2 separate regions of the Homo sapiens genome follow, and region 2 is linked to region 1. A link is a loop called in an ENCODE intact Hi-C map of the cell type or tissue named here. Cell type or tissue: transverse colon. All regions are shown on one strand. Each heading gives the region's core, and the rest is flanking DNA. Links, peaks and the distances in the headings are about the cores only. Region 1 overlaps HMCN2 (hemicentin 2). Region 2 holds the start of MIR6855 (microRNA 6855).

What was found. A loop is a pair of places that touch in the nucleus more often than their neighbours do. Peaks named below come from ENCODE experiments on the same cell type or tissue, not always from the same donor. Only the 100,000 strongest peaks of a DNase experiment are listed, where the experiment ranks them.
Region 2: it touches region 1 in a loop (2.4-fold over the local background); 9 of 110 quality-filtered maps call a loop at or near these places.

What each region holds. Positions count from the first base shown.
Region 1 is chr9:130,323,487-130,339,842 of GRCh38, forward strand. It overlaps HMCN2 (hemicentin 2), which reads left to right. Exons shown (of 98, transcript NM_001291815.2): 20 at 2,109-2,221; 21 at 2,325-2,484; 22 at 3,824-3,989; 23 at 14,408-14,535. Among named protein-coding and RNA genes, the nearest start is that of HMCN2, 66 kb to the left of the region's middle. In transverse colon, for the core only: no CTCF peak of the experiment used is centred there; DNase peaks (open chromatin) are centred at 5,165, 8,265 and 10,090; H3K27ac peaks cover 7,230 bases; H3K27me3 peaks cover 1,354 bases.
Region 2 is chr9:129,858,796-129,873,613 of GRCh38, forward strand. It overlaps USP20 (ubiquitin specific peptidase 20), which reads left to right. Exons shown (of 26, transcript NM_001110303.4): 7 at 2,142-2,238; 8 at 2,748-2,817; 9 at 4,391-4,504; 10 at 6,508-6,586; 11 at 9,210-9,654; 12 at 10,067-10,207; 13 at 10,515-10,630; 14 at 10,877-11,049; 15 at 11,658-11,752; 16 at 14,687-14,720. It overlaps MIR6855 (microRNA 6855), which reads left to right and starts at 10,810; the gene lies at 10,810-10,876. RefSeq lists enhancers at 4,421-4,590, 11,425-11,924 and a silencer at 6,135-6,429. In transverse colon, for the core only: no CTCF peak of the experiment used is centred there; a DNase peak (open chromatin) is centred at 10,436.

The DNA of each region.
Region 1 (16,356 bases), core at 5,097-13,096:
AACTGGGGTTAAATTAGCTTTTGTGCTGATCAGGGAATATGGGTACCAAAAGATTAAGTGGCTTATCCAGAGCCCCAGAGCAATGAATCAGCGCAGCTGGTTCCCAAGCACATGCTGCCTTCTGTATGGGGAAGACAAAAAAACTGACGATGGCAGGCAGTGGTGGCTCAGGGATTGTTCCAGTTTTATTCTCCCATTGAAAGCTTTTTTTTTTTTTATTTTACTTATTTATTTCTGAGACGCAGTCACTCTGTTGCCCAGGCTGGAGTGCAGTGGCATGATCTTGGCTCACTGCCACCTCCACTTCCCGGGTTCAAGCGATTCTCCTGCCTCAGCCTCCTGAGTAGCTGGGATTACAGGCATGTGCCACCATGCCCGGCTAATTTTTGTATTTTTAGTAGAGACGAGTTTCACCATGTTGGCCAGGCTGGTCTCAAACTCCTGACCTCAGGTGATCCACCTGCCTCAGCCTCCCCAAGTGCTGGGATTACAGGCATGAGCCACCGTGCCTGGCCTGAAAGCTTTTAAAATTGTCAAATATACATAACATAACGTGTATCATTTGACGATGTTTAGGTGTGCAGTGGTGTTGGTACATTCACATTTCACACTATCACCGCTATCCATCTCCAGGACTTTCTCATCATCCTAAACTGAAACTCTGTCCTCATTAAACATTAGCTCCCCATTCCCGTCTCCCCTCAGCCCCCTGGGAGCCACCCTTCTGCCTCCTATCTCTATGAACTTGCGTATCTAGGGACTTCATAGAAGTGGAATCTTACAGTATTTGTCCTCCTATGTCTGTGATTTCACTTAGCATGTTTTTAAGGTTCATCCATGGTGTAGCATGTGTCAGAATTTTATTCCTTTTAAAAAAACAGACTGGACTTTTAAGAGCAGTTTAAGTTTATAGAAAAACTCAGCGGAAGGTACAGAGATTTCCCACATAACCCTGGCTCCCGCCACGCGCAGCCTTCTTCACTGTCAACATCCCCCACCAGGGCGGCCCGTTGTTAGCACTGAAGACACGTCATCATCACTCCAAATCCCATAGTTTACATTGGGGTTCCCTCTTGGTGGTGTTTATTTGTTTTATTTTTTATTTTTATTTTAGATGGGTTCCCTCTTAGTGGTTTTTTAATTTTTTATTTTTTTTGAGATGGAGTCTCACTCTATGGCCCAGGCTGGAGTGCAGTGGCGCAATCCCAGCTCACTGCAACCTCCACCTCCCGGGTTCAAGTAATTCTCCTGCCTCAGCCTCCTGGGTAGCTGGGACTGCAGGCGCCCGCCACTGTACCGGTCTAATTTTTGTATTTTTAGTAGAGACAGGGTTTCACCCTGTTGGCCAAGGTGGTCTCGAACTCCTGATCTCTGGTGATCCGCCCACCTTGGCCTCCAAAGTGCTGGGATTACAGGTGTGAGCCACTGCACCCAGCCTTGGTGTTGTTTATTTTGTGGGTTTGGACAAATGCAGTGACCCATCACTGCAATATCACCTGGAGTAGCTTCACTGCCCTAAAAATCCTCTGGGCTCTGCCTCTTCATCGCTTCCTCCCCCAACCTGGCAACCACTGATCTAGTTTTGTCTTTTCTTCTTCTTCTTCTTCTTCTTTTTTTTTTTTTTTGTAGACAAGAGTCTCACTATGTCTCCCAGGCTGAAGTACAGTTGTGCAATCTCTGCTCACTGCAACCTCCGCCTTCCAGTTCAAGCAATTCTCCTGCCTCAGCCTCCCGAGTAGCTGGGATTACAAGGCATGCACCACCATGCACAGCTAATTTTTGTATTTTTAGTAGAGGCGGAGTTTCACCAAGTTGGCCAGGCTGGTCTCGAACTCCTGACCTCAAGTGATTCTCCCGCCTCAGCCTCCCAAAGTGCTGGGATTACAGGCATGAGCCACCATGTCCGACTGCTTTGCCTTTTCCAGAATGTCATATAGCTGGAATTAATTGCCTTCCTTTTTAAGGATGAATACTCTTCTGTTGTGTGCACACACCGCATGCTGTGTGCCCATGCATCGCTGATGGACATTTGGGCTGTTTCTACCTTTTGGCCACTGTGAATGATGCTGCAATGAGCCTTGGCTTTGACATTGGTTTATTTATAACAGTGCCACCTAGAATCCATCCCACTGCCACCCACCATATCACCAATGAAGGGGTTGCGGCCTCTCTTCCCTGCGTCGCTTCAGGAGTTCCCGCCCCCACCATCACGTGGACCAAGGTAAGCAGTGCCTGTTACCGAGAGGATAACTGGAGAGGTAGGCCCAGTGTGTCATGGGGCGGAGGTGTGGGCTTCGCCGATGTCACCTGTGCCTCTGCCCTAGGAAACCAATGCCCTGACCTCCAGAGGTCCCCACTACAATGTGAGTAAGGAGGGCACCCTGCTCATCGCCCAGCCGTCTGCCCAGGACGCAGGGGCCTACGTCTGCACGGCCACCAACACCGTGGGCTTTTCTAGCCAGGAGATGCGACTTTCTGTCAACAGTGAGTGATGCCAACCCTGTCCTGGGAGAGGGGGCTCAGTGGCTGTGGAGACAGAGAGTCCCACGTCAGCCCTGTGGAGCCTGAGGCAGGGAAGCTGTTGCATCAGCAAGTCCTGCAAAGACACGTGGCTCTGCACAGGACCCGCGTCCCCAGCAGCCCTCTCCCCGCCTCTCTCTGCCCCAGACCCTCTGGTCTCCTTTCTGTTTCTGGAATGGTCCAACCTGCCTCAGGGCTTGTGCACATGTAGTTCCTTCTGCTTGGAATGCTGTTCCCCCACCTCTGGGCCCAGCTGACTGCTCCCATCTGTCAGATCTCAGCTCTCCCTGTTCCCCCAGGCTGGTCAAGTCACCTTGCTGTAAACTGTGGAATATCCCCTTCCTGGCACCCGTCACAGCTATGATTCAATAATTAATCACACAGTGAGCTTTTTGGTACCACTATTGCCAAAGGACCCTAAAGGCTGTGAAGATGGGGCGGGACCTGTCTCCTTCGCTGCCGTCCGCAGCATTCCCCATAGGGCTGGCGCTCAGTAAATACGTCTGGGAGGAGTGAGCAAATGTATAAGCCAGGCTTTTTCTCTCATAGACCCTTACAGTCAATATTTTTATATTGTAAAAAAAAAAAAATTCCTAATGGGGGAGCATTTCCTTTGAACTACAAATGTACGGGGAACACGGGAGGGCTAGATGGGTTTTGATGTCCCCAACTGGCTAGCTTCTTTCATTGTTGCTGCTCAGACAGGTAGCGAGTGCCTTCCTTGTATGAACTCCAAGGTAGAAAGGCGGAGGCGGGGAGCGGGGAGGAAGGAAGGGTACCATGCTGTTTCTGCCGACGAAGGGTCTTCAGCTTAAGGTGAGAGAGACGTGACATGCACAGATTGCCATCAATCCCTCACCAGGCTTCGAGAGGTCCAGAGGGAGGGTCTGTGCATTCTTTGGTGGCTGATATCATGGGAATAAGTGAATGAGCAAGGGGAGAAGGTAGAGAGAGAGGAGGAGTTCAGAGCCTTTCAGAATGTCCCTGGGGAAGGGACAGCAGGATGAAGAGAAGCCAGAGAAGGCACAGACCGTAGGGCAGGAGGGACCGGGTCAGGGTCCTCAGAGCAAGGTGGTGGTGGGGAGGTGGGTAGGGGAGGACTGAGTGAAAACCCTGGGACCTGAGTCCCACCTCCAATCTGGACTCCCCCCCTTCTGACAGCCATATCCACCTTCTGGACCTCCTGAAGGTCGAGGGTGCAGTACCGGCTCTGCCTCCTGGGGGAGCTGCCCCATGGCCCAGGGCGCTCATGGACCCTAGTCCCCTCTGCCCTGCTGACAGGCCCTGCTTACTCTCCCCGCAGCCAAACCCAGGATCCATATGAACGGGTCACGTAATGCAGATGTGCCTCTGCAAGTCACAGCGAAGGCTGGCGAAGAGGTGACCCTGGACTGCGAGGCCAAGGGCTCCCCACCCCCACTGGTCACCTGGACGAAGGACTCCCGCCCTGTACCGCCCATCACCAACAGGTAACCCCAGTCCCATGGCCTCAAGGGACAGAGCTTAGGGCTGGAGGGAAACCTGCCTCAGGTGACCAGTGACCCAGCGGGTGTCTTGGACCCTGCAGTCTCTCCCATAGGGTGCTGCTCCTGGGCTTCTGCACACAAGGCTGTTGTCCACAGGGCCCCAGAAGCCTGGAAGGGGCCTCTAGAGGGTGCCTGGAAGCCCAGGGTGAGACTCCCCATCTGAAATAACATGCACGGGGCATTGCCTGCAGGATCCCATTTAATCTGCACGGCCACCCTTGATATCTAACAGGACACTGACACTCAGCCAGGGAGTGAGCTGCTCGCCATCACCCAGCTAGGAAAGAGCAAAGCCAGGGCTGGGACCACGTCCCCGCCACGACACACACCACCCCCATGCCTGCTCTGCAGACCAGGTGTCTGGCGGCTGGGCTGTCTGACTCAGCTGCTCCCGGTCCGGGATCCTGGGAGTGGGCGGACAGGGAGGAGGCTGGCTTGGGTGTCCTTCAAAGCCACGCCGTACCCCCCAGGAGGGGATGTGGGGGATGCTAGGGCCCTTGCCCCTGGCTGGGGGGTTCTGTGGCTCAGTCTGGTGACATCAGCCCTGGCAGGGTCTTTGAGATGTTCCAGACTCAGAAGGTCTCGGAGCAGCCTGCCCTGTAACGTGACCCCCGCCCCCACCATGTGTCAGTGCATTTCAGAACATCTGTTTGGTGAGTCCTGCCAATCCTTGCAGCCGGGCACCCCTAGAGGTGGCGGGGACCCAGGGAGCCGGCCCTGGGCATCATCGGTGGGGTCCCCCATGCCCTCTTGGCATTGCTGCAGCTCTATGTTGTAGGGTGGGGGTGTGGCGGGGGGCCGTGGGAGCCCACAGCTCCCCTAGAAAGCCCGGTCCTAGCTCCGCGGCTGGGTGGTGGCCCTCAGCTGGAGGATGTGTGTTGATCTATGGCTTGTTACTGAAACGGGAACCGCATTCCCATTAGTTCACCCCTCCTCGCCGTGGTGCGTTAATAGGTCAGCTGGGAGCTGTAAATTTGCGAAAGCCACTTTTGCAATCCTAGAGTTGTGTTGTGTTCCCTCTCCCTTGCCCTCTTCACTTCGTGCTGGCTTACATTGTTTTATCTCCAGATTTGGGAGATTCTGAGAGTTTATCTAAATAAGGAGGGAAAATGTGCTGGGAGGCGGGGGTGGGGTTAAGTGCTCAGGCCCTGGAGTTCCGCAGACCCGGTGCCGAACTGCCTGCTCCCTTCTTAGTCATGCAACCTCGGGTGGCCACTGGCTCCTCTTGGCCTGTTCCTCCATCTGCAAAGTGGACATTATTTAAATAGCACCCTTTTGGGGTAATGACGGATGTGCAGTGCTTAGGAAGTCAGATGTGCTGAAAACTCGCTCCCTTTCGTATGATTTCCCTGCTGTTGCTGTTCACAAACTGAGACATCCTCTCCAGCTTTTACACATTTATCCTCCTCCTACCACACCTGTTATCTCAATTGTCACCTGCTTTTTAAATATAAAACCTTTATTGAGATGTAATTCACATACTGTATCATTCGCTTATTTAAAGGACACAGTTCAGTGTTTTTAGTATATTCAGACTGTGCAGCCATCACCATGATCAATTTTAGAACATGTTCATCACCCTCCCAAAAAAACTTCATACTCATTGGCAGCCACCAGCCCCCCATTTCTGCTCCAGCCCCACTGCAGCCCCTGACAGCCACTGATCTGCTTTCAGCCTATTCTGGACATTTGATATAAATGAATTACATGGGGCCTTTCGTGTCTGGCTTCTGTCACCTAACTCAATGTCTTCCAGGTTCATCCATGTCGTAGCCAGATGAGTGCCTGCTTCCTTTTAATGGCCAAATAGTGTCCCATCCTGTGGGTGCTCACCTTTTGTGTGTCCACTCATCAGTTGATGTGCACTGGGGCTGTTTCCACATTTTGGTGGCTGTGAATAGCCTCACTTTTTTTTTTTTTTTTTTTTCGGAGATGGAGTTTCACTCTGTTGCCAGGCTGGAGTGCAGTGGTGCAATCTCAGCTCACTGCAACCTCCGCCTCCCTGGTTCAACTGATTCTCCTGCCTTAGGCTCCCGAGTAGCTGGGATTACAGGCACCTGCCATCATGCCCAGCTAATTTCTGTATTTTTAGTAGAGACGGGGTTTCACCATCTTGGTCAGGCTGGTCTTGAACTCCTGGCCTCAGGTGGTCCACCCGCCTCGGTCTCCCAAAGTGCTGGGATTACAGGCGTGAGCCACTGTGCCTGGCCATAGCCTCACTTTTGATTGTACTTGAAGCTTTGTTCGCAGGCTCTGGGTCCTCTGGTTCCCTCCCTGCCCCACACTGGCAGTGTCCACACACAGAACCACACTCAGCCTCTCACAGACACACCACACCCCCTCCGTCCCTCAGTGACTCGACCAGAACACAGAGACTTAAAAAGCCCCTTGGAAAACACACAGTGAGACTTTCTGTCTGTCTGCTTCCTCCTCCCCTCCCCCCCTTCCCTACATCCTCTTCCTCTTCCTCTCCTGTCTCCCTCTTCCCTTTCCCTCCTCCTCCCCTTCCCCTCCCTTCCCCTCTCCCTTGTCTTCCTTGTCCTTCCTTCTCCAAGGATGTCCCCAGGCTCAGCCTCAAAGCTGCCCTTCTGAAAACGGAGCACTTACCTGGCTGATGCGTCTGGTGAGTCGTAGGTGCTCATCTCTTGACAGGGGCCAGCAGCCCTCCACGCCCCTCTCCCCCCTCCCCTGCTCCCTTGCTCCTCTTCCCTGCTGAGCTGCCCCAAGGACAGGGCTCCACGGCAGCCCCTTCTCCTGTCTGTGGGGAATTCTGCGGTGTAGTCAGGGCTGAGAGCCAAGATGTGCTGAGCCTCTGCGGCCCCCTCCATTCCCCTTGTCCAGGGGTGGCCCTCTCCTGCCAGCGCCCTGTAGGTGGTTGGGGTGGATGGCACCATGCCCAGTGCACTGAGGAGGAAACAGAAACACATGGGGTGTGGGGACGTGGAACCTGACCCTGCAGCTCTTGGGGCTGGGTCCCAACATGCACAGACACGCAGACACACATAGACGCACGCACAGGGACACACGTATCAGGTGGGCCACTGCTCTCTGAACTCCTAGGTATCTTCGACCCCCCCAAGTCAGCAAGTGCTCACAGAGGAAGCATCCTAGGAACCTCAGAAGCCGTGAAGTTCTGAGCCGCCCAGCTGCATCCCAGTCCCTTTGGAGCGGCTCTTATCCTTGTAGGGGCTGTTCTAAAATTAAACCTCGTGCATCTTATATTCCGTCCTCATCACGGATTCCTTTTCTCTTTTACCCATTTTCTCGATTCATTCTGGCCCACGTCACTTGCTTTTCCTTTTGAAGGGCAAAATAGACCGGTCATGGTGGCTCATGCCTGTAATCCCAGCACTTTGGGAAGCCAAGGAAGGCGGATCACGAGGTCAGGAGATCAAGATCATCCTGGCCAACATGGTGAAACCCTGTCTCTACTGAAACACACACACACACACACACACACACACACACACACACAAATAGCCGGACGTGGTGGTGCGCGCCTGTAGTCCCAGCTTCTCGGGAGGCTGAGGCAGGGGAATCGCTTGAACCTGGGAGGTGAAGGTTGCAGTGAGCCAAGATCGTGCCATCGCACTCCATCCTTGCAACAGAGCAAGACTCTGTCTTAAAAAAAAAAAAAAAGGACAAAGTAACATTCCAGGGCGCTCGGCTCCCATCATCGCTAAGTCATTGCTCTGTGTGGGGCACGGCCATGTTGCCAGCTCTCGCGGTCATAAATGGGACTGTTGGAGCAGCTTTGCACAATGTTCCTCTTTATCTCCTGGGTCGGTTCCTTGCGGGACGGTCCCAGAAGCCAACGGTGAAGTCCGAGGGTGGGAATGGTCACTGAGTGCTTCTTTCCTGTGGGACTTATTTTTGAAAAAGACATCCAAGTTGCAAATTCAAAATTGAAGTCAGCAGCATTGACTGAGCAGTATCCTATGCCCAGGATTGTGTTGCAGCCTCGGAGACAGAAGACATGGGCTTGGGCTGTGTGTGAGGTCAGGTGGCAGAAGACCTGGGGTCCCATCCCAGCTTCACCCCAGCTCGCCCGGTGACCTCAAACAAGACCCTTCCCCTCTCCCCTCCCTGGGCCTCAGCCTTTCAGTTTGAGAAATGAAAGGGTTGGACAGGCGATGGTGGCCAGAGAGCATCTCGGGGCTCTGGTCCCATGATTCAGCCCAGGGATGCTGGGGCGAGGCAGTGTTTCCAGGCAACAATGTTTGTTTGGGATTCCGATGAGGAGATGGGACGGCTGTGAGCACTCCTGGCTCTGGCTGTGGCTCCCGGAGGCAGCCGGCCAGCATTCCACACAGGGCCAAATCCCTAATCCCAGCGCGGTGTGGGGGCAGTGAGAGGATGGTGCGTTTCTATCTCGTTCTTCCAGGTTTTCTTCCTTTGATACCCCCACCACCCTCCTCTGCCCCTTCCCAAGCACACTGCAGGACAGGCTGCCCACCCACCCTTCTCCTGGAAGGGGACCACTGGGCCGGCTCATTAGAGGTGAGAGGTGAGGCCTGCAGCTGGGATCTGGTGACTTGTGGCAGGGAAAGCAGCTCACTGCTCTCTGCAAGCCAGTGGTGTGCCTGGACTGCCCAGGGCCCTGCATGGGGACTGTACCTTGGTGGATCCTCAAAGCCCTTGTTGGTTTCTGGTCTGGTGGCTCTGGAGTCCATCTGGTCAGCCTGTGGGCAGTGGCTGTCTTTCTGGAGAACATTTAAGTTTCCTCGCCTTCAGAGCCGGACGTTTAGATCACCATGGCGGTTAGGAAGGAGCATGGTCGCACAGTGTGAGGGTCCAGTCCTCGCTGTGCCCTGGCCAGCTCAGTGGCCGTGGACACCAGGACCACACCTCCGGAGGCTCAGTCTTCTCCTCTGCAAAAGGGGGTGTGGTAGTGGGTCTGCCTGCCTGGTAGGTCTGGCTGTTGGGATTCTAAGTGAGAGCGTGTTTGGCGGCACAGTGACCCACAGGAAGCACTCAATAGTTGACAGCTGTGGCTGGCGTCAGCACCATCCTCGTTAGCAGCACCAGCATCGCAGGGCTTACGCTCTCCGGGCTCGTGCGATGGCGCTGGCTCCGTCTCCCCCTACCTACCTGAGGCCCCTTGGCGTGTCTCAGGCACCTCCTCCTGAATTTCTCCAGCATGACCTTCCCTCATGTGGCCTCCTCACGGGTCTGCGATCCTGGTCAGGCTACAGGAAGAAGACGCGAGTTGGGGCAGTGGTTTCCGGGAGGGGTTCTCTCCAGGCCAGCAGACAGGGCTGGCGTCCACTAGTGCATAGTGGGCATCTGTTGAGTGTTGCCTGACTGTGCGCTCTGTGCTGAGAACCAGCCGTGCAGCAGGCTGGGTGACTCTGGCGGGGAGTGCCGTTCATTCCACGGCCGCCGGCCCTGCTCCTGGATGCTTTATAGACAGAGGCAGCAAAAACAGCAATGTGGGAGACAGCGGGGGTCTGGGGAGGGCAGGAGGGCAGTATTGAGATGGTGGAAGGTCTGGGGGGAGGGAGGGAGAGCAGGGACCCGTGTCAATGAAGGCGGTGAAGGGAGTGTGTGGCATGGACAGGGAACAGATGCAATTTGCCATGAAATATTTATTGAACACCTACTGTGGACCAGGCCAGGGCCCATGCTGAACTGGGGCATGCCGGGGACCTGGGCACACCTGGCTCCTTCCCTCACGGAGCCATCAGACAGCGTAATGACAGGCGTGGTAAACTGCAGAGTGGCATGGGAAGCATGTAATGGGAGGCAGGGTATTGCCTGGGGCAGCAGGGAAGGCTTCCCTGAGTGCAGCAAAGGTGTGTGCCGGGGATGAGGCAGACAGGTGAGGCCTGGGAACTGGCATTATTCCTGGCACTCCCTATCAGATGCCCTTTGGTCTCTCTGGGCAGCCCTCTGCCCCCTGGGCCCCTCTTGCTTCTCCCCACCACTCTGACATCTGCGTGCGCCTCACTGCAGGGGCTCAAGCCAGATGGATGTCATAAACAGGAAATTCCCCTCAAACCTCTCCACTCTCATCTGGGCGCTGCGTGGAGCCATCTGGCCGTGCACGTCGCGATGAAGTCTGCCCCGCTCATCACACCATGTGCCCAACAGCAGCCTGTTCCTCGGAGACTCTGTGGCCTCCTCCCTTTCTCCCATCTCTCCGCTGCCGCCTCCCCTTCCCTGCTGGGCTGCAGCCCCCAAACCTCCCACTGAGCTTCTGGGAATGTAGCGGGAGAGTGGTAGGGGGCAGAAGGAGCAGGTGGTAGGCTGCCCTCGAAACCCCAGGCCCATAGCTGCAGCTTCACCTTTTCCCTGAGTCTCCGCAGAGCATGCGCAGGGTCATGATAAGGCATCTCTCTGTGCCAGGTCTGAGCAGGTCCTGGAGATACCAAGAGAAATAAGACGGATGTCCCCTTGGAGCCACAGGCAGGCAGGTGACAGGTGGTGACAAGCCAGTGTGGTGAAGGCTTTGATGGCAGGATGTTCAGGAAGCTGTGGGAGCCTACAGGATGGACCTACCAGCCTGGGGCATCAAGTCAGCCTTCCTGGAGGAGGTGATGTCTCCGTATTGGAAGATGAATCAAGTATCATCCAGGTGAATGGGAAGTGCAGGTGTGTCCCAGGTAGAAGGAACAGCATGTGCCAAGGAGGGCTGGTGAGATGGGCCTGGCCCCCTGCGGAGGAACGGTGGTCCAGTGCCCCCATGCAGGGATGCAGGGGAGTTGGGGGTGGTCTGCGTAGGTCCACACAGGCCATAGTACTGTGCTTGGGTTTTGTCAGGGAGCAGTGGGCAGCCACAGAGGGCTTGAGAGCAGGTGAGGATGTGGCCAGTTTGGCATTTAGAGCAGACACAGGCTCTGCTGGGCAGGTCCTGGATCCTTTGGCCTCAGCTTGTCCATCTGTAAAATGGATTCCCCCATTTCTTCCTTGGTGATGTAGCAAGCAGAATCCTCCTTCTAGGAAATGATCTTGGATGCTCCTAAGAAAGATAAGATACCCACTTTTATTGGTGTGAATTGTTAACACTTTTGGAAGTTTTTTTTTTTTTTTTTTTTTCAGAAGCCCCATTTCCTATCTTTTTAAGGGTTTGGTGAAGAGGGGAGTAGGGATTCTATGGTCCTTAAAGTTCTGGAGGGCAACTTCTCAGATTAGAGTCTGGAGCTGCTCTTTCTTTCTCTCTTTCTTTCTTTCTTTCTCTCTCTCTCTCTTCTCTCTTTCTCTCTCTTTCTCTTTCTCTCTCTCTCTTCTCTCTCTCTCTCTCTCTCCCTCTTCCTCTCTCTCTCTCTTCTCTCTCTCTCTCTCCTCTCTCTCTCTCTCTCCCTCCCTCCCTCCCTCACCCTTTATTTTTCTTCACAGAGTCTTGCCCCGTTGCCCAGGCTGGAGTACAGTGGCACAACCAGAGCTCTCAATCTCCTGGGCTTGAGTGATCCTCCCAACTCAGCCTCTCAATTAGCTGGGACCACAGGCATGTGCCACTATGCCCAGCTAGTTTTTTATTTTTTGTAGAGATGAGGTCTCCTTGTGTTACCCAGACTGTGTGCTGCCTTTTCAAATATGAAATGGGGTTCAGAGATGTTGACTGCCCTGCCTGGGGCTGCACAGCATGTCTGAAGCACAGTTGAACCTCGGATCCAGAACTCCAGTTTCTAGCCCAGACCTCTTCCTACTGGCCCACATCATCCCTGTTTGCCAGCCCAGGTGTTGCGATGAAATCTAGGGAGGGGACCGCATCCCAGCCTGGAGTGTGATTGAGTGTATAAGTTTCAGCATCAAATGGATTTGGCCGTTGATTGGTGGGTGTCGACATGTCAACATATTTAATTTTTTAAAAAGCTGTAGAAGAGAACATTCAAGCTGGAGTGGCAGACAGAGGAGAGCTACGCAGGGGAAATGTTTACCCATTGCCAGGACACATACATATTTCTGTGGTGTCTTCTCGCGTATTCCTTTGCACTATAAAGACTGAGCAAACTGTTCAGGGCTGCCCAGCTGATTGAAGACTGCGGAGAGGTCCCAGACATTGGCTGGGGATTTGTGTCACACTAATAGCAAGGCAGTTTAGGTGACCTGGAGGAGGTGATGTCTCGGTATTGAAAGATGAGCAGGTGTTATCCATATACTATGTCCTGGGCACCTCAGGCTTTGTGTGTGTGATATCAGTTCACACTAGATAAGGACACTGAAACTCAGGGAGATGGCGTCCTTGGCTCGAGGTCAGCCTGTAAGAGGCAGAATGGTGGTTCTCACCAGGACACCTGCCGTCAAAGACCCGCACCCATCTGCTCTGCCATGCTGCTTCTTGGGGAAGGGGCACGTCTTCATGTCCTCAGGCAGTGGTTCCCTGGAGGCGGTTCCGCAGCCATTAGTATCAGCTACCTAGGGCTTTTTAGTAAAACCCCAATTCCTACCTCCTCCATGGAATGAGTCTCTGGGTAGGGCCTGAGAATCAGCATGTTTCACATGCAGCTGGGAGAATCTGATGAGAACCCCTCCCTTGCAAGGTGTGAGATCTTTGAGAGCAGAGGGTGTGAGCCTGTAGCCCAGGAGACCTGCTCCGGTGCATGTGAGACACATAGAGCAGTGAGTGAGTGAGAGAGAGAGAAAGGAAGGAAAGAAGGAAGGAGAAAGGAAGGAAAGAAGGAAGAGATAAAGATCTGAATGTTTAAATGTCCACTCAAAAGGGAGCAAGTTAATAAACTGTGGTGTGATCATACAAGGGAATATTACACAACAGTCAAAAATGAGTTAATTAGCCCTACATATATACTCATGATGCTATTTATATCGTGATATAGCTCGTGATGCAAGTTTTAAAACATGCAAAACTTTGTGTATTATTTATGCATGTGCTCTTGTCTCCATGGAAGCAGCTGACCTTTGTTGAGGACCTCTCTGTTCCAGACGCCGTGTTATGAATTAGGCCATTCAGTTCTTTTGACAACCCTGTGAGCATTGAGCACAACTGATGGCTCTATTTTCCAAAATGAGATGGCTTAGGCACAGGAAGGGTGAGGTGACTTGCCCAACCTCACACAGCTAGCGCATGGCCTAGCAGGTTAGACCCAGGCAATCCAGCCCAGTGCCTGGGCTCTAGAGACCACCACCCACTGTGTCATCCACAGCCATCCTCAGAGAACTTGTCCCAAGAGGCTGCTGGATGCTCGGGACAAAAGGATGGAGGGGGTGGCTGGAAAGGGGGTGTCATTGCACTACTCTGCAGATGGGGAGACAGAGTTCTCAGCTGGTAGCCCGAGAATTGCCGATGGTGTTGCCCTGTTTAATGACTGCATGGCCCGCGCTTTGCTCACCATGTCTCATGTGATCCTTGCAGCTGCCCGCGAGGTGGGGGCTATGAGGACCCCTAAGAATTCTATAAGGGGCTCTGTGAGCCCCGTTTTGCAGAGGAGGAAATTGAAGCTCAGCAGAAAGCAAGGTGGGGGCCAGGCATCCCGGGCCTGCTGGGTTCTAGAGCCCAGCCAGTGAGCGCAGGGCCAGCGACTGGGCCTTGGAGTCCCCCACCCCCATGCTGGCTGCGTACTCTTGAGGCCAGCTAGGGTCAGTGGCCGCAGCTGTCCTCCCTATTTTATGGAGGCAGGAGCTGTGCGGAGCCAGCACATATGGCCCAGTGACATCATGTCTGCAGGGGGCCCTTGGGGTCCAGCCCAGCTGCAGGAGCCTGGCTGGGGGTCCTCGATCCCTGTGGGATGGGGGTGATGTGACTTTATCAAGCTGAGCCAGACTGGGGAGGACAACGATGGCAGCAGGGGTGGGGGCTCCACAGCTTCCTCCTGAGGACCCTCAACACAGTTCTGGACGTAAGAGCACCAAGCGACTGCAGTCAGAGTCAGGCCGGCCCTGGCACCAGACCAGAGGGCCTCAGGGCTGCCAGCTTCTTCATCCCACACACCGGGCAGGTGTGTGTGGCAGAGGAGGGGGAGTTGCCACCCACAGTCAACAGGTGTCAAGCGGTGGGCAGGTTCCTGGCCCTGGGCTGAGCCTGTGATAGACTCCGTTTACCAGCCCTGGCCCAGACACAGGCCGTCTTAGCATGCCCATTTTACAGATGAGGAAATGGAGGCTCCAAGAGGTGAAGCAACTTGCCTGAGGTCACACAGCTAGGAAGGATTTAGAGTTTAGACTCGAACCCAAGCCAGTGGACTCCTAGTCCAGTGCTCTTCTTCTCTTACACCAGTAGGCGTGAGAACTGGCCCTGGCCTGGTGGTTCAGGGAGGATGGAGGCGGGGGTGGGGGTAGATGGTGGGTGCTGGCTCATTCTCAGAAGGCTTCCTGGGGGAGGTGGCTGGTTCAAGTTGGGTCTTGAAGCCTTTCCATGGGGGTGGGGTCAGTGGGGGTCTCACCAGTGCTCCTCATTCCCGCAGGTATGGCCTCCTCCCGTCTGGCTCCCTGCGTCTGGCCCAGGTGCAGGTGGGTGACAGCGGCCACTACGAGTGCACAGCCAGTAACCCCGCCGGGTCCGCCTCCCATCGCTACGTCCTTGGGGTGCAAGGTAGGACCAGCTGGCAGCCCCAGTCCCTCCCTGTCCCCCATCACCCTGCCTGTCTCTCAGGTCTCTCAGTGCCCCTCCTGCAGCCCACGCCCAGGTCTGTCAGGCTCTGTCACCTCTCCCTCCGTGCGCCTCTGCCACCTCCTTTTGCCACCCCCACTTCCTGTCTCTCTCAGGCCTGTCTCTCCTCCTCCACCCTTTCTCTCCACCTCTCCCCATACCCCTTGAGGGGTCCTGGAGACGCTGTTCAGAGGCCCCCAACAACACAGGGCAGAGCACAGTGGGGACTTGGGTTTGGGAGGACAGGGGTCAGAGGGGAACCCATGAAGGTGGGTCTGAGAGGGTCTCTGCCTGGTACGCGAGGCCCAGCTGGGAGCCCAGGGTGTGGCGATGGGAAGAGGCCTGTGAGGTGCCACAGAGCCCCTCCTGCTGGGAGCATCTTAATGCCCCCAAGAGGCCCTTCTGAGCCCCTGCTCCCACCACTGCCATCAACAAGGCACTTTGTGCACCTATAACAGTGGGTGCCGCTCTCTCTCCATGTATCCCTTCCTCTAGTCCAAGGCCCCTACGTACCCCACTGTGCCTCTGATTCCCAGCCTGGTGGGGGGTCCCAGGAGTGGGTGTTCCCCTGGGGCTCATTCAAAGGGAGCCAGCCAGTGGGAGTCATACACTGAAAAGGGAGGGCGCTCGTCATCCGAAAGAACCCTGAGAGGCATCCAAGACAGGCCCAACTATGGCCCAAGGGCCCAATCTGCCCTCCTGTTTTCAGAGATCATGAGCCAGTGAAGAATGGCTTCCACTTTTTAAAATAATTGGACAAGCACAAAAAACCAACTAAATAATATTTTGTGATATTTCAAATTTATCTGAAATTCAAATTTCAGTGTTGGCCAGACGTAGTGGCTCATGCCTGTAATACCAGTACTTTGGGAGGCCTAGGTGGGAGGATGGCTTGGGCCCAGAAGTTCGAGACCAGCCTGGGCAGCATAGCAAGACCCCATCTCTACAAAAAATAAAAAATTAACCACTTGCAATGGTCCGCACCTGTAGTCCCAGCTACTCAGGAGGCTGAGGTGGGAAGATAGCTTGAGCCCAGGAGGTCGAGGCTGCAGTGACCTGTGATCGTGCCACTGTACTCCAGCCTGGGCAACAGTGCGAGACCCTGTCTCAAACAAAACAAAACAAAAATTCAGTGTTTATAAATACAAGTTTTATTGGAACACGCCCACGCATGTTTATCTATGTGCTGCCTGTGGCTGCTTTACCCTCTGACGGCAGAGGTGAGAAGTGGAGGGAGCCTGCCTGGCCTCACAGCCCAGCATCCTGACCACCTGACTCTTTACGGAAAAAATGTGCTGCCCCGGATCTAAGCTCACACCCCATTTTACAGGTGGACAAGCTGAGGCCCAGAGTGGGAAGGGGCTCCAGGGTTCCCATGGGTTTGCCTGGGGGTGTGAGAGAGACACAGGAACAGGGAGGCAGTGTAATAAGCAGGGCCTCAACGTTGACAGAGCTGGGTTTGAGTCCTGACTGTGCTGCTGACTGGCTGTGTGACCTTAGGCCAGTCACTTGGCCTCTCTGAGCTTTGCTTTCCTCCTCTATAAAGTGAGGCCACAATAAAGCCCATCCCATTGTGGGCATTGAATGCTCAGAACAATGGAAGCTGTTATTGTTTTCAGCGGTTGTGTGTGAGAGAGATTGACAGATGGGCGGGGCATCCACGCTCTCTGTGCTCCTGGGCACCCAGGCCCTGGGCTAAGGGGTTGGTCTCCACCCAAGGGCCAGGATCCCATGGGTGGTTTTATATCCAGGCTCCTTCTCAGA
Region 2 (14,818 bases), core at 6,497-14,496, 460 kb before region 1:
GAGACCATGAGGGTGCAGAGGTGACTGAGAGTAGGGCCTCCCTTGAGGAGCTCGGAGACCATGGGGTGGCCGTGTGGAGTGCAGGGGTTGGGGTGGGCCCAGGGCCATGAGGTGAGTGTAGACCCTTCCAGGCCTTATGGAGAGGGTTGACAAGGTCACAGATGGCCCTCTGGCCATCCCAGATCTGAAACCATTCCTAAGGGAATTCCAGGTAGTTGCTACAGCACACTTCTCTATGGGAAATGCCCAGAAACCACCTGGGTAACGTCAACCAGAGAATGGTCCTTTGATCAACAGTGTGCTGTGCAACCTTAGAGATGGCAGGTCAGCAAGCCTGTGACCTGGAGGGCCCGGCCCCAGGTGTGTCCTCAGGGAATGGTCAGTAATCCTGGATGGCAGAGCTGCCTGCTAGAGGAGAAGCCAGGACATGTGTGCAGCATCTGCATGGCTCTCTCCTCCATTTATTTTATTTTATTTTATTTTATTTTAATTTTTTGAGACCGAGTCTCGCTCTGTTGCTCAGGCTGGAATGCAGTGGTGCAATCTCATCTCACTACAACCTCTGCCTCCTGGGTTCAACTGATTGTCCTGCCTCAACCTCCTGAGTAGCTGGGATTACAGGCGCCCACGACCATGCCTGGCTAATTTTCATATTTTTAGTAGAGTCAGGGTTTTGCCATGTTGACTAGGCTGGTCTTGAACTCCTGACCTCAAGTGATCCGCCTGCCTTGGCCTCCCAAAGTGCTGGGATTACAGGCAGGAGCCACCGCACCTGGCCTCTCCTTCTGTTTAGACAGTCACATGATAGGGCTCAATATTGCTCAAAATGCTTATTGAATGCATTTGTGAACTTGGTAGATATTTATGAATTTTTATAGAAAAGGCTATAAAACAGTATATGCAATATCTTGTTTTTGTTGTGCATGTGTATTAACAGTTAAAAGTCTGTATAATACAGGCTGGGCGCCATGGCTAATGCCTGTAATCCCAGCCCTTTGCTGGGCCAAGGCAGGAGGATCGCTTGAGCCCAGGAGTTTGAGACCAGCCTGGGCAACAGCGTGAGACCCTGTCTCTACAAAAAATAAAATTAGCTAGGCATGGTGGCGCATGCTTGTAATCCCAGCTACTTGGGAGGCTGAGGTGGGAGGATCACTTGAGCCCGGGAGTTCAAGGTTGCAGTGAGCTATAGTTGTGCTACTGCACTCCAGCCTGGGCGACGAGCAAGACTCTATCTCTTAAAAAAAGTCCACATAGCCCAGGCGCGGTGGCTCATTCCTGTAATCCCAGCACTTTGGGAGGCCGAGGCGGGCAGATCACGAGGTCAGGAGATCGAGACCATCCTGGCTAACACGGTGAAACCCCGTCTCTACTAAAAATACAAAAAATTAGTCAGGCATAGTAGCGGGCACCTGTAGTCCCAGCTAGTCAGGAGGCTGAGGCAGGAGAATGGCATGAACCTGGGAGGCGGAGCTTGCAGTGAGCCAAGATTGCACCATTGCACTCCAGCCTGGGCAACAGAGCGAGACTCTGTCTCAAAAAGAAAAAAAAAAACGTCTACATAAGATACATACAGACTATTAACAGCAGTTCTCTCAGGAAAATGGGGTTGCATGTTTATGTTTCTATTTTTCTCCAAATTTATTATAAATAAAATATTTTTTTTATTGCCAATAAAAAAATGCAAGTCAACATCTGGACACAGTGGCTCATGTTATCCTAACACTTTGGGAGGATCACTGGAGCCCAGTAGTTTGAGACCAGCCTGGGCAATATAAAAAGGTTAGCTGGGTGCTGTGCATGCACCTGTAGTCTCAGCTACTGAGAAGGGCGAGGTGGGAGGATCCCTTGAGCCCAGAAGTTGGAGTCAGCAGTGAGCTCTGATTGTGCCACTGCACTCCAGCCTGGGTGACAAAGCAAGACCCTGTCTCTAAAAAAACACAGACACACACAAATCAAGGAGTTCCCAGGGCAAGGCCACCAATCCTATCTCTTTTCACAGTACCTTCTGCTCAGCTGGACTGGCTCAGCCCAGTAGGGCCTTCCGGGCAGTAGGGCTGGACTTCCAGCCCTTGGGAGACACCTGGGCCTCTGACCCCAGCCCCTCTGTTCACTGTTTTCCTCACTTTGGGTCTTTAACACAGGACTCCCCGCCACCCTCCCACCCTCTGAAAGCTGTTCCTATTGCTGTGGCTGATGAAGGAGAGTCTGAGTCAGAGGACGATGACCTGAAACCTCGAGGTAATGGCCCCCACAGCAGGGGAAGCTGATGGGCTGGGCTGGGGGCCCTCATCTGGAGGCTGGAAACCGCCAGAGTCTTGGTCTCTATTTGCACCTGCTATATGGGCAAGGAAGGATGGGGTGACGGATAAGCTGTTTAGCATGGTGGCTTCACCCCAGAAGTTGGCTGGCCTAGCTAAGGTTCTGGAGAGCTGGCTATCTTGTCCCCTCTCCCAGCTGGGTGACCCTGGGCAGGCCGACCCCTCTGCTGTATGGTCTGGACAGTGGGCCTGGCTGGGCGGAGGGGCAAAGGAGTTCATCTGTTTAAAACACTCAGGTAACCGCAGCTGTTGTGAGCAGGAACCACGTTAGTTTACTGGGAAGATTCCTGGGGTGGAACGCTTCCACCATGTCCTCTTCTTGGGTCTTGGGCAGTTGAGAGCCACACCTTTGTGCCAAATGTGACTTGCAAGGTTTCCTCGGTGGGGCAGGGTGCTCACCTGCTCCTCCCCGTTGTGTTTATTTCCCAGGCCTCACGGGCATGAAGAACCTCGGGAACTCCTGCTACATGAACGCTGCCCTGCAGGCCCTGTCCAATTGGTAGGTCGACACTTTGTCCGAGGGCCGAGAGCTGTCCCTGGCAAAGCCCCGGAAACAGCAGCAGTAGCAGCCCCCAGCCGGTTGCCCACAAACACATGTATAGGATGCACAGCAAAATGCCTGAAAGCATGTATACCCTTTGACCCAGCAATCCTCCCAGTCAGAATGTATCCTGAGGAGATAACCGGAGATGCTGGGGAAGTTGTACGTGCAAGGAGGCTCAGTGCTCTGTTGTTTACTGGAAATGATTTAAAGGCCCATCTGCAAGAGAGTATAAATTCTCATAGCCCTTGCAGCAAGTGCAGGAAAAATGGCACAAGACAACATGCATTGAAACAAGAAGGGGTTCAGAATCTGGTGAGTGGGGGAAAAAGGAGGTTATAAAGCATTGCATGGTACAATCCCGTTTTATGGGAGAAATGCGATTTTCCATTAAGGATAAGGCTGTGAGCTCCATGAGGCCAAGGATGTCTCCTGTGTCTGACGTGCTTCTCCTACCCAGTGGAGGTTAGAGATGCAGTATATGTATGCGGGAAGCAGAGAGGGAATGGGTACAAATGCGTAGAAAAGTCTGGAAGGCTATGTCCCAAAATGTTCCTAGTAACTATCCTCAGGTGGCAGGATGCAGGTCAATTATTGTTAATAATTGACCACACCCAGGCTGGGCGCAGTAGCCCACGCCTGTAATCCCAGCACTTTGGTAGGCCGAGGCAGATGGATCACCAGGTCAGGAGATAGAGACCATTCTGGCTAACATGGTGAAACCCTGTCTCTACTAAAAATACAAAAAACTAGCTGGACGTGGTGGCACGCACCTGTAGTCCCAGCTACTGGGGAGGCTGAGGCAGGAGAATCGCTTGAACCCGGGAGGCGGAGGTTGCAGTGAGCTGAGATCATGCCATTGCATTCCAGCCTGGGTGACAGAGCGAGACTCCGTCTCAAAAAAAAAAAGAAAAATTGACCGCACCCAATCCGTTTTAACTTTAATAACCTCTTTAAAGGCCCTGTCTTGGCTGGGCACCGTGGCTTACGCCTGTAATCCCAGCACTTTGGGAGGTCAAGGCAAGTGGATCGCCTGAGGTCAGGAGTTCAAGACCAGCCTGGCCAACTAGTAGAGCCTGTCTCTACTAAAAATACAAAAAAATTAGCCAGGCATTGTGGCATGTGCCTGTAATCCCAGCTACTCGGGAGGCTAAGGCAGGAGAAGCACTTGAACCCGGGAGGCAGAGGTTGCAATGAACCAAGATTGCACCACTGGACTCCAGCCTGGGCAACAGAGGGAGACTCTGTTTCAAAATAATAATAATAATAATAAAAAAATAAGGTAAGATAGATAAGATGAGATAAAATAAAAATGCCCTGTCTCTGGGAGTTAGGGCTTCGCAGATGAATTTTGGAGGATACAATTTTCTCATAACTGGTAGGAGCCTTCTAGTCACCTTCAGGAGTTTCTGGGTCCAGGGCCACTGTGCTCCCTGTGCGAGCACTCAGGGCTCCCCGCTATGCAGCCCTTTCTAAACTGCCGCATGCCTCATTTGCTCTCCTGACCTGGCTCTCTCTCCCCTGCACCCAGCCCGCCGCTGACTCAGTTCTTCTTGGAGTGTGGCGGCCTGGTGCGCACAGATAAGAAGCCAGCCCTGTGCAAGAGCTACCAGAAGCTGGTCTCTGAGGTCTGGCATAAGAAACGGTGAGCAGCTGCATCCCTAGCCTTGGGCGGTGTGTGGGGACTGGGGTTTCCTGTCAGCACCCATGATTGAGTACTTCCTGTGGATTCAGCCCCCAGCGAGGACTTGCCTCACTTTGTCCCGGGTAATGCTTGCAGCAAGCCTGCGGGGTGGAAATTGCATCCAGTCCTGTTTTACAAATAGGGAAACTGAGGTGCAGAGCACTTTAAGTATCTTGCTCAAGGTCATAGAACCTGCAAAAAGTGAGCTAGAATTTGACCTACTGTTGACCCTACCGAGCAGCCACTGGTAGATGTCTTTGCCAAGAGACATGGTGACCCGGCCTCAGCCAGGACTGTGTGTGTAGAAGGAGGTGTGGGGCAGGGGAGCACAGACTGGATGGAGCTTCTGGCACAGTATGAAATTAATTTAAAGATCAGAGTCTGTGATTAGATCTGTTTCTCCAGGAAAAGTCAAAGTTGGGAATAATTTTAAATGAGCACATAGAAATATGTATTATGTGTAGAAGCGGATGAAAAACCAGCGTAGGGCCAGGCGCAGTGGCTCACGCCTGTAATCCCTGCACTTTGAGAGGCTGAGGCAGGTGGATCACGAGGTCAAGAGATCGAGACCGTTCTGGCCAACATGGTGAAACCCCGTGTCTAATAAAAATACAAAAATTAGCTGGGTGTGGTGGCGTGTGCCTGTAGTCCCAGCTACTCGGGAGGCTGAGGCAGGAGAATCACTTGAACCTGGGAGGCGGAGGTGGCAGTGAGCCGAGATCGCACCACTGCACTCCAGCCTGTTGACAAAGCGAGACTCTGTCTCAAAAAAAAAAAAACAAAAACAAAACAAACCAGCATGGGAGAAATATGTATTAAATGTAGAAGCAGATTAAAAACCAGCGTGGGGCCAGATGCAGTCACTGACACCTGTAAATCCAGCACTTTGGGAGGCCGAGGCAGGAGAATCATTTGAGCCTAGGAGTTTGAGACCGGCCTGGACAACACAGCAAGACCCCGCCTCTACAAAAACTACAAAATTAGCTGAGTGTGGTGTGAGCACTTGTGGTCCCAGCTACTCAGGAGGCTGAGGTGGGAGGATCGCTTGAGTCCAGGAAGTTGAGGCAGGCTGCAGTGAGCTTGATCATGCCATTGCACTTCAGCCTGGGCGACAGAGTGAGACCCTGTCTCAAAAAAAAAAAAAAAAAAAAAAAAGTCTGTGTGCAGTGGCTCACTCCTGTAATCCCAGTACTTTGGGAGGCCGAGGCGGGTGGATCGCAAGGTCAGGAGTTCGAGACCAGCCTGGCCAATGTGGTGAAACCCCGTCTCTACTAAAAATACAAAAATTAGCTGGGCATGGTGGCGCGCACCTGTATTCCCAGCACTTTGGGAGGCTGAGACAGGAGAATCACTTGAACTCGGGAGGCGGAGGTTGCAGCAAGCCAAGATCATGCCACTGCACTCTAGCCTGGGAAACAGAGCAAGACTCTGTCCCAAAAAAAAAAAAAAAAAAACCCAGCATGGTACAATATAATTCCGCTTGTGTAAGAAGCCAAGTTTAAATGTGTATCTGTATGTATTTTTGTATATGCATCTGTAGTTTCACAGAACCAGAAATCTAATGGTAAGTATCTGGTGCCATTGGTGGTGGTGTTTTTCTCTTGTACTTTTCTGAAATTTTAGATTTGTCAATAATGAACATGTCTTACTTTTGAAATGAGAAAACCACAGTAAGTGTTTCAGAATGAAAACAAATCATGTTTAGGCGAGTTTGTTGTGCACCAGAAGGAAATGATGCTATTTTATTTGAGCTCTTTGCTTAATTGAGGCAGCTATGACTTGACATTTTCTTCTTGTCTGTAGAGATGTGTGAGCCTCTTGGGGCTCCTGGCTGAGTAGGCCCCTCCCCAAATGTCAGGAAACGCCACACTCTGATCCAGCCTGACGGGCTGGCTGCCTGCTTCTCTCGGGAATGAGCAGCTCAAGGCAGGCTACCTGGACTAATGGGTTTGGGCTTCCTACAGGCCAAGCTACGTGGTCCCCACCAGTCTGTCTCATGGGATCAAGTTGGTCAACCCAATGTTCCGAGGCTATGCCCAGCAGGTAAGCCATCTGAGCTGCCCAGGGGACACCCAAGGCCATGACCCACCAGGCCTGACTTTGACGCCAAAACCAGAGTGGAAAATCGCAATGGCAGCTGAGCACTGGTTGGCAGGTCTCACGGACCAGGCTCTCACTCCTAAGCCCTTCACACGTGTGAGGACAGTGGAGCCTCCCAGCAACCTGCTGACATTTAACCCCACTTCACAGATGGACAGACTGAGGTTCAGGGGCCGAGCCACTTGCACAGGCCACACAGCTAGTAAATGGTGGAGGGGAATTCTTTTTTTTGTGGGGGAGGGTGGGTACAGGGTCTCACTCTGTCACCCAGGCTGGAGTGCAGTGGTGCAGTCATGGCTTACTGCACCCTCGACCTCCCGGGCTCAAGCAGTCGTCCCACCTCAGGCTCCGAAAGTGCTGTGATTATAGGCATGAGCCACTGCACCCGGCGGAGGGGAGATTTGAACCCAGGCAACCTTGCTGCAGGGCCTCCGCGTTGCACCCAAAATGACACAGGGTTTCATTTCCCCAAACCACAGGCAAAATTTCACTTTTATTAAAGTAAAAAGTTTGATTAAAAATTTTTTTTAAATCTAGAGAACCCTTTTGAAACCAATCACATTTTTCTATTTTATAAAATAATGAGACCAAGACAGAGTGCAGCCACGCGTACACCTCAGCCCCGGGCTGATGGCTCCTGCCCTCCAGCCTCCTGCCCCAGATGGCCCACAGCCTGGGCTTTCATGCCAGGCCTGCAGGCAGAGCTGGACCTGGCTGGGTCACCTCTTGTGCTGCCTGAAATGAGCACCATGGACGGAGTGGCAGTCATGTGGGGACAACTTCCGCCCTCTACCCCCTGCCTGCTGTCCCGTCCCAGGATGAAGTCTGCTGGGCCTTTGGCTCCTGCTTGAGAAGCTCAGCACTGCCTGGACACCTCTCTTTTTGGGGAGTGATAACATGCACAATGACTAAAATTCACTGAGCACCATTTAAGTGGTCACAACTTAGTCCTCATAGAAGTCTCACAAAGTGGGCACTGTTGTCACCCACACGTTACAGGTAAAGAGCTGAGGCTCAGAGAGGTTCTACCCCTCACCCAGGTCACACAGCACATCCTGGCAGAGATGGCATTCAGGCCTACCTGAGCCCATCCCTCAGCACAGCACCACCCTGACTGTGTGCAAGGCGCCCTGCCGGCTTTCAGCTCTGGGTCAGGATGCCGTTACGGAGGGCCATGCGCTGCGGCAGGACTCCATCTGGGCTCCGGCAGAAGCATCCCTTTCTGTGGTTTTAGGATATCGTGTGGGGACACTTCTGAGGCTGAACTGTAGACGCAGCTGCGGGCGCCTCTTAAGGGCCAAAAGACTCTTTTGTGCTTCTGCATGGATTGAGATTTTGGCAAGGAACACATAGTACTTTTGTTGAAAGGAAGAACCAGAAAGAGAAGTAGATGGCAGATTGAAAGCCTCTTCTTGAAAGGGCCTTTGATCGTGCCTGCCACAGGACACGTGTCCCCTCCCTGATGCAATGTAACCTCGTGGTTCATTCCTCTGATCTTGGAGCCTGACACTTTGCCTTGGGGAGTCCCTCCTGAGCCCTCCCTTCCCTGCACATGAGTGGAGAGAGCCGGGATCCTCTTCCCAGATGTGTGACATGAGGCTGGCTCTGGCTGCTACGTGACCCCTGCCTCCTGGGGATCAGAGCCTGGGCTGAGGGCTGCTTCTAACAACCAGGTCAGGGACTGCTGGGGCTGATTTGGGCTCGGAACCCAAGTCCTTCTCCAATGCCCAGCACCACCCGAGCACCCGCTAGCTGCTGGGGTCTGCTGCCACCACCACGTTCTGACCTCCCAGTGCACCCCCTGTGTGAGCACACAGATCTCAGTGGGGCTCACTGGGCGCCTCTGCCCGAGCCCCTGCTGCCTTGGCTTCCTGCTGTGCTGGTGGCCCAGTCACAGAGTGGTCAGGATAAAATGGTCATTGCTGGGATTTGAGACCCAGGCAGCCTGCAGGGGCAGCTTAGACTGAGTCATGACCAGGTCTGTGGGAAGGTGAGAGCAGGCAGTGAGGGTATGTGGGGGCTGGCACAGGGACTGAGGGAGCAGGGGGAGCCAGAGGAAGGGTAGAGCATGCAGGCAGTCTGGCCTGTGGGTAGCGTGGCTTGGGGCAGGACTCGGGTGAGTCCTCTTTTGGCATCACACTCCCTCATCCTTCCGCCACCCCCCTGCCCACCTCCACTGGTCTCATCTGTAGGGAGAAAGGTGGCTCGGGCTTAATGTGGTACTGCCTCTCTGTCCCTCCCGTGCTGAGCTTGCAGCAGAGGCAGGAGATTCAGAGCCGGAGCCGGGGAGTTGCATGGACCCAGGTGCATACCTGGCTCTGACACTTTCTAGCTGTGTGTCCTGGTAGGTGTCCTTTAGCCTCTCCAGTCCTCACTGTTATCCTCAGAAGAATGGGGTTAGGACAGACTGCCATGGGAGGCCGCTGTGGGGGTGAGCAACTCTTCTGCAGGGGGCGCCCATGAGGTCCTCCTAGATGGAGGCTGGCGCTCTCATCAGCCACAGGGCGCTGGAGACTGGTTCCTCCTGCCTCCAGGGGAGCCCTGTTGATGCAGCCCCTGGTTCTAGGACACCCAAGAGTTCCTTCGCTGCCTGATGGACCAGCTGCACGAGGAGCTCAAGGAGCCGGTGGTGGCCACGGTGGCGCTGACGGAGGCTCGGGACTCAGATTCGAGTGACACGGATGAGAAACGGGAGGGTGACCGGAGCCCATCAGAAGATGAGTTCTTGTCCTGTGACTCGAGCAGTGACCGGGGTGAGGGTGACGGGCAGGGGCGTGGCGGGGGCAGCTCGCAGGCCGAGACGGAGCTGCTGATCCCAGATGAGGCGGGCCGAGCCATCTCTGAGAAGGAGCGGATGAAGGACCGCAAGTTCTCCTGGGGCCAGCAGCGTACAAACTCGGAGCAAGTGGACGAGGACGCTGATGTGGACACTGCCATGGCTGCCCTTGACGACCAGCCCGCGGAGGCCCAGCCCCCGTCACCACGGTCCTCCAGCCCCTGCCGGACGCCAGGTATCAGCTGGCCGGGGACTGCGGGAGGAACCTCAGCCTATGGCCCAGTACCTACCGGGTGCTGAGCGCCGACCTGCAGTAGCCCCCGGGGGACGGGTTCTTCACTAGACCCGAATGACAGTGGGGAAGTCAGCCTCCGGGGGGGCTCAGTGATGTGCCCAGGGTCCCCTAGCTCATAATGCTGGAGCCCAATTCAGAGCCCTCTCCCAGAGCCCTGAGCCTTCCAGCCGGACATGGATTGGACAGGTCTGCTCCGGCCTGTGTGCTGGGGCCAGGAGTGGGCACATGACAGAGGAGACACATTAGGGTCAGGCTTTCGTCCCTTTAGGAGGGGCTGGCAGGTCATCTTCCTGCCCACTCGTGGAGCTGGCCTGGCTGCCCTGGCCCAGCATGGTACCCTCTCTGCCCCCAGAGCCGGACAATGATGCTCACCTACGCAGCTCCTCTCGCCCCTGCAGCCCCGTCCACCACCACGAGGGCCATGCCAAGCTGTCTAGCAGCCCCCCTCGTGCAAGCCCCGTGAGGATGGCACCGTCGTACGTGCTCAAGAAAGGTTCGGGGGGCACGGGAGGGTGGGTCAGCTTGAGGCTGGGAGTACAGATTACGCCCGTAGCTGCCTTTCTCATGGCCCCCTGTGGCGGAGGGCCGGGCTATGGGCTCCTCTCAGGTACACCCCTGAGACACCAGTGTGGGAGCCACGTTTTGCAGAGGATGACACAGAGGCATGAGATGGTGAATTGCTTACCCAGTCATGTGACTCACGGATGTCACTCCACATCCTGTCAAAGGAAGCCGCAGGGCCCGCACCTCGCCCCGGCCAGGCAGGTGGAGGCTGGGCTAGTCCTGTGCTGTGTCCCCAGCCCAGGTATTGAGTGCTGGCAGCCGGAGGCGGAAGGAGCAGCGCTACCGCAGCGTCATCTCAGACATCTTTGACGGCTCCATTCTCAGCCTTGTGCAGTGTCTCACCTGTGACCGGGTGGGTGCCCCAGGGATGGGGGGAGCTGGGCCAGGCTGCCAGTGGCCTCAGCAGCTCTTGCCCTGACTGGGTGCAGGGTGGGCTCTCCACGGGTGCTCCCTGCTTTTATCCAGGGGAGGGCCCTGCCTGCGTGGATCCCGTGTCTATGGCCTGGGGAGTAGTCCCTCTGCCCCTCACCTGCTGCTTGGGGTTTGGGGTGCAGACATTGCCAGAGGATGGGCAGCAGACTGACCTTCAACCCCACAGGTATCCACCACAGTGGAAACGTTCCAGGACTTATCACTGCCCATTCCTGGAAAGGAGGACCTGGCCAAGCTCCATTCAGCCATCTACCAGAATGTGCCGGCCAAGCCAGGCGCCTGTGGGGACAGCTATGCCGCCCAGGGCTGGCTGGCCTTCATTGTGGAGTACATCCGACGGTGCGCCCACCTTGCCACTACTGGGCGACATGGGCTGGGCCTGTCCTGGTTTTCCTGGGCGGGAGACAGTACACAGTGAAGTCCATGCATTTGGGGAACCAGGGAGGTCCTGGGAGGAGCTGGGGGCCGAAGCCTGCAGAGGAGTTGGCTTAATATGCAGGGGATTTCTTGGCTACTTTGAAGTGGCCAGGATTGGATAGTCCCTTGGAGCTGGAGGGCGATGGACAGCAGGGAGGTGACCACATGGCAGGTTGAAGGGAGGGCAGCAGCAGGACACAGGCCTGGTTGGCGGGAAGGGCAGCAGCTTTCCCAGGGCTGCCTCTCCTGCCTGAGGCCAGAGACCCGCATGACCCCAGGGAGGGGGTAGCATGATCATGGCCGCAACACAGATGAAGGAGGCCAGGCTTGCGGAGAGATGATGTCACTCGGCCCAGGACACGGACGTGTCTGGCTCCAGGCCTCTGCCCCGACCCGCCGTGCCCGGCTGCTTCTCTGGGCCTTCAGGGTCCTTCTGCGGCTCAGGCCTGACAGACCTCAGCCAGAGTCCCTTCAGCTCCTGTTCTTGCCCAGGCCCTGGCAGCACCCCTGCACTCCTTTTCTGTCTGTAGGTTTGTGGTATCCTGTACCCCCAGCTGGTTTTGGGGGCCTGTCGTCACCCTGGAAGACTGCCTTGCTGCCTTCTTTGCCGCTGATGAGTTAAAGGGTGAGGGGCCTGGCTGGCAAGGGTCGGGGAGGTGGAGGGTTGTGGGGACGGGGATGTGCAGACCCCAGCAGGCCAGCATGCAGCCCAGGGCTTGTGGGATGCACAGCCAGGCTAGACTTGGCTTCCAAGGTTGATCCCATCAGATACCCACGCCCACTGCCAGCCACGCTGGACCAGGGCCATGTGCTATCCCAACCCCATCATCTTGCAGCTCTTGAGTGTTCACTTATTTTTATTTTTACCAATTTGGTGGGCAAAAATGATGTATGTTAATTTTTCATTTCCTTGATTACTGATGAGTTTCTACATTTTTTGTTAAATATACTGGCTCTATGTATTTATTTAAACATTGCCCATTCCTGTTCTTGTTCTTTTTCTCCGTTGGCTATTTGGCATCTAAACCTTTGGGAAAACTCTCTCTTTTTTTTTTATTTCCAATTTTCAATTGCGATAAAATACACAAAATGTAAAATTTACCACCATAACCATTGTAAATGCTGTTTTTAACAGAAAGTGCACAGTCGAGTAGTGTTAAATACATGCACATGGTCACGCAGCCATCCTCCCCATTCATCTCCAGAACTTTTACATCTTGCAAACCTGAAACTCAGTATCCGTGAAACAGCTCCCTACTCCCACCTCCCAGCCCCTGGCAACCTCCACATTCAAGTCTGTGAATGTGACTACTCTAAAGGCCTCATAGAAGTGGAATTATACAGTACTTGCCATTTTGTGACTGACGGCTTTTACTGAGCATAACGTCCTTAGGGTTCATCCACGTTGCAGCGTGTGTGTCGGAATGCCCTGCCTTTTGTATGCTGGTTATTTATTGTTCCATTGTGTGGATGGCTGGGGCCTTTCTGCTTATTCGTTCATCCGTCAGTGGACACTCAGGCCGCTTCCCTGTTAGCTATTGTGAGGAATGCTGCTCTGACCATGGGTGTGCACACCTCTCTTCTTTCATCCCTTTGGGTCTATGCCTATTTTTAATTTCTCGAGGAGCCACCGTACTGGGTTCCACAGTGGCCACCCCATTTCACATTCCCACCAGTGACGCACAAGAGTTCCAGTTTCTCCACATCGTCGTCCACACTCATTTTGTTTACTTTTTTGATGGGAGTCAACCTCATGGGTATGAGGTGGTATCTCATTGTGCGTTTTTTTTGTTTTGTTTTGTTTTGTTTTTGAGACGGAGTCTCTCTCTTGACGCCCAGGCTGGAGTGCAATGGCATGATCTCGGCTTATTGCAACCTCCACCTCCTGGGTTTAAGCGATTCTCCTGCCTCAGCCTCCCGAGTAGCTGGGATTACAGGCACATGCCACCACGGCTGGCTAATTTTTGTATTTTTAGTAGAATGGGGTTTCACCATGTTGGCCAGGCTGGTCTTGAACTCCTGACCTCAGGTGATCCGCCTGCCTTGGTCTCCCAAAGTGCTGGGATTACCGGCGTGAGCCACCGCACCCAGCCTCGTTGTGGTTTTGATTTGCATTTCCTAATGATAGTGATGTTAAGTGTCTTTTCATATGCTTGTTGGCCATTTGTAAGTGTTTGGAAAAACATCTATGTGAGTCTTTTGCCTATTTTGTTTTTTGTTGCTTGTTATAGGGATTCTTTTTTTTCTTGAGACAGAGTCTCACTCTGTCACCCAGGCTGGAGTGCAATGGCATGATCTTGGCTCACTGCAGCCTCCGCCTCCTGGGTGCAAGCAGTCCTCCCATCTCAGCCTCCCGAGTAGCTGGGATTATAGGCACGTGCCACCACACCTGGCTAATTTTTGTATTGTTAGTAGAGATGGGGTTTTGCCATGTTGGCCAGGTTGGTCTCGAACTCCTGACCTCAAATGGATTTGCTGCCTTGGCCTCCCAAAGTGCTGGGATTACAGGTGTGAGCCACGGTGCCGGCCTCGTTAGTTAGAGGAGTTCTTTATGTGTCCAGATACGTGACTTATAACCCTGTCCTCCCATCCTGTAGGGTGCGTTTCATTCTGTGGTTTGTGTCTTTTGCTTTGGTTGCCTGCACCTTTGGTGTTGTGTTTCAGAGATCATCGCCAGATCCAATGTCATGAAACTTTTTTCCTACTTTTCTCCTAAAAGTTTTATAGTTTTAGGTCTTATATTGAGATCTTTGATCCCATTTTGACTTAATTTTCACAGTGTGCATGGAGGGGGAAACTATACATTAAGATTTTAAGCTGGTCATGGTGGCATGTACCTGTGACCCCAGCTACTCCGGAGGCTGAGGGTCCTCTGAGCCTAGGACTTTGGGACCAGCCTGGGCAACATAGCAAGACCCTATCTCAAAAAAATTGTTTCAAATACATTTTCTGTAATTAATGTTGCACTTCCCACCCCACCTCCATTTTGCCTTTTGCCTTTTAATTTTGCTTTTGGTGGTATCTTACAGATGTTGAAGTATTTCTGGGGTCAAATATAACCATTTCTCCCTTGTATGGATTCTGGCTGTGGGGCCCAGCCAGGGCCTTCCCTCCCTCCAGTACCTCTCAGGTTTTATTTCTTTTTCTTTTTCTTCTTCTTTTTTTTTTTTTTTTTTTGAGATGGAGTTTTACTCTGTCACCCAGGCTGGAGTGCAGTGGCATCAGCTCACTGCAGCCTCTGCCCCGAGCCCCCCAGGTTCGAGCGATTCTCCCACCTCAGCCTCCTGAGTAGCTGGGATTACAGGCACGCACCACCACGTCCAGCTAATTTTTGTATTTTTAGTAGAGATGGGGTTTCGCCATGTTGGCCAGGCTGGCCTCGAACTCCTGACCTCAGGGGATCCGCCCGCCTCGGCCTCCCAAAGTGCTAGGATTACACGCATGAGCCACCATGCCCAGCCAGGTTTTATTTCTTAAGCAGAAATCATTATAGTCACTTTTTTTTGCTCCCTCATTTTGCATCCTTGCTAACCTCTGACCCTTTGTTTTACTGCCCTAGGTGACAACATGTACAGCTGTGAGCGGTGTAAGAAGTAAGTGAGCCTTCCCCCGCCTTCTCCCTAACTGCCGTTTCTGTGCCCTACATATTCCCCTTGGGTTCCTGCAGAGAGCCCCCTATAATCCTGCCTTC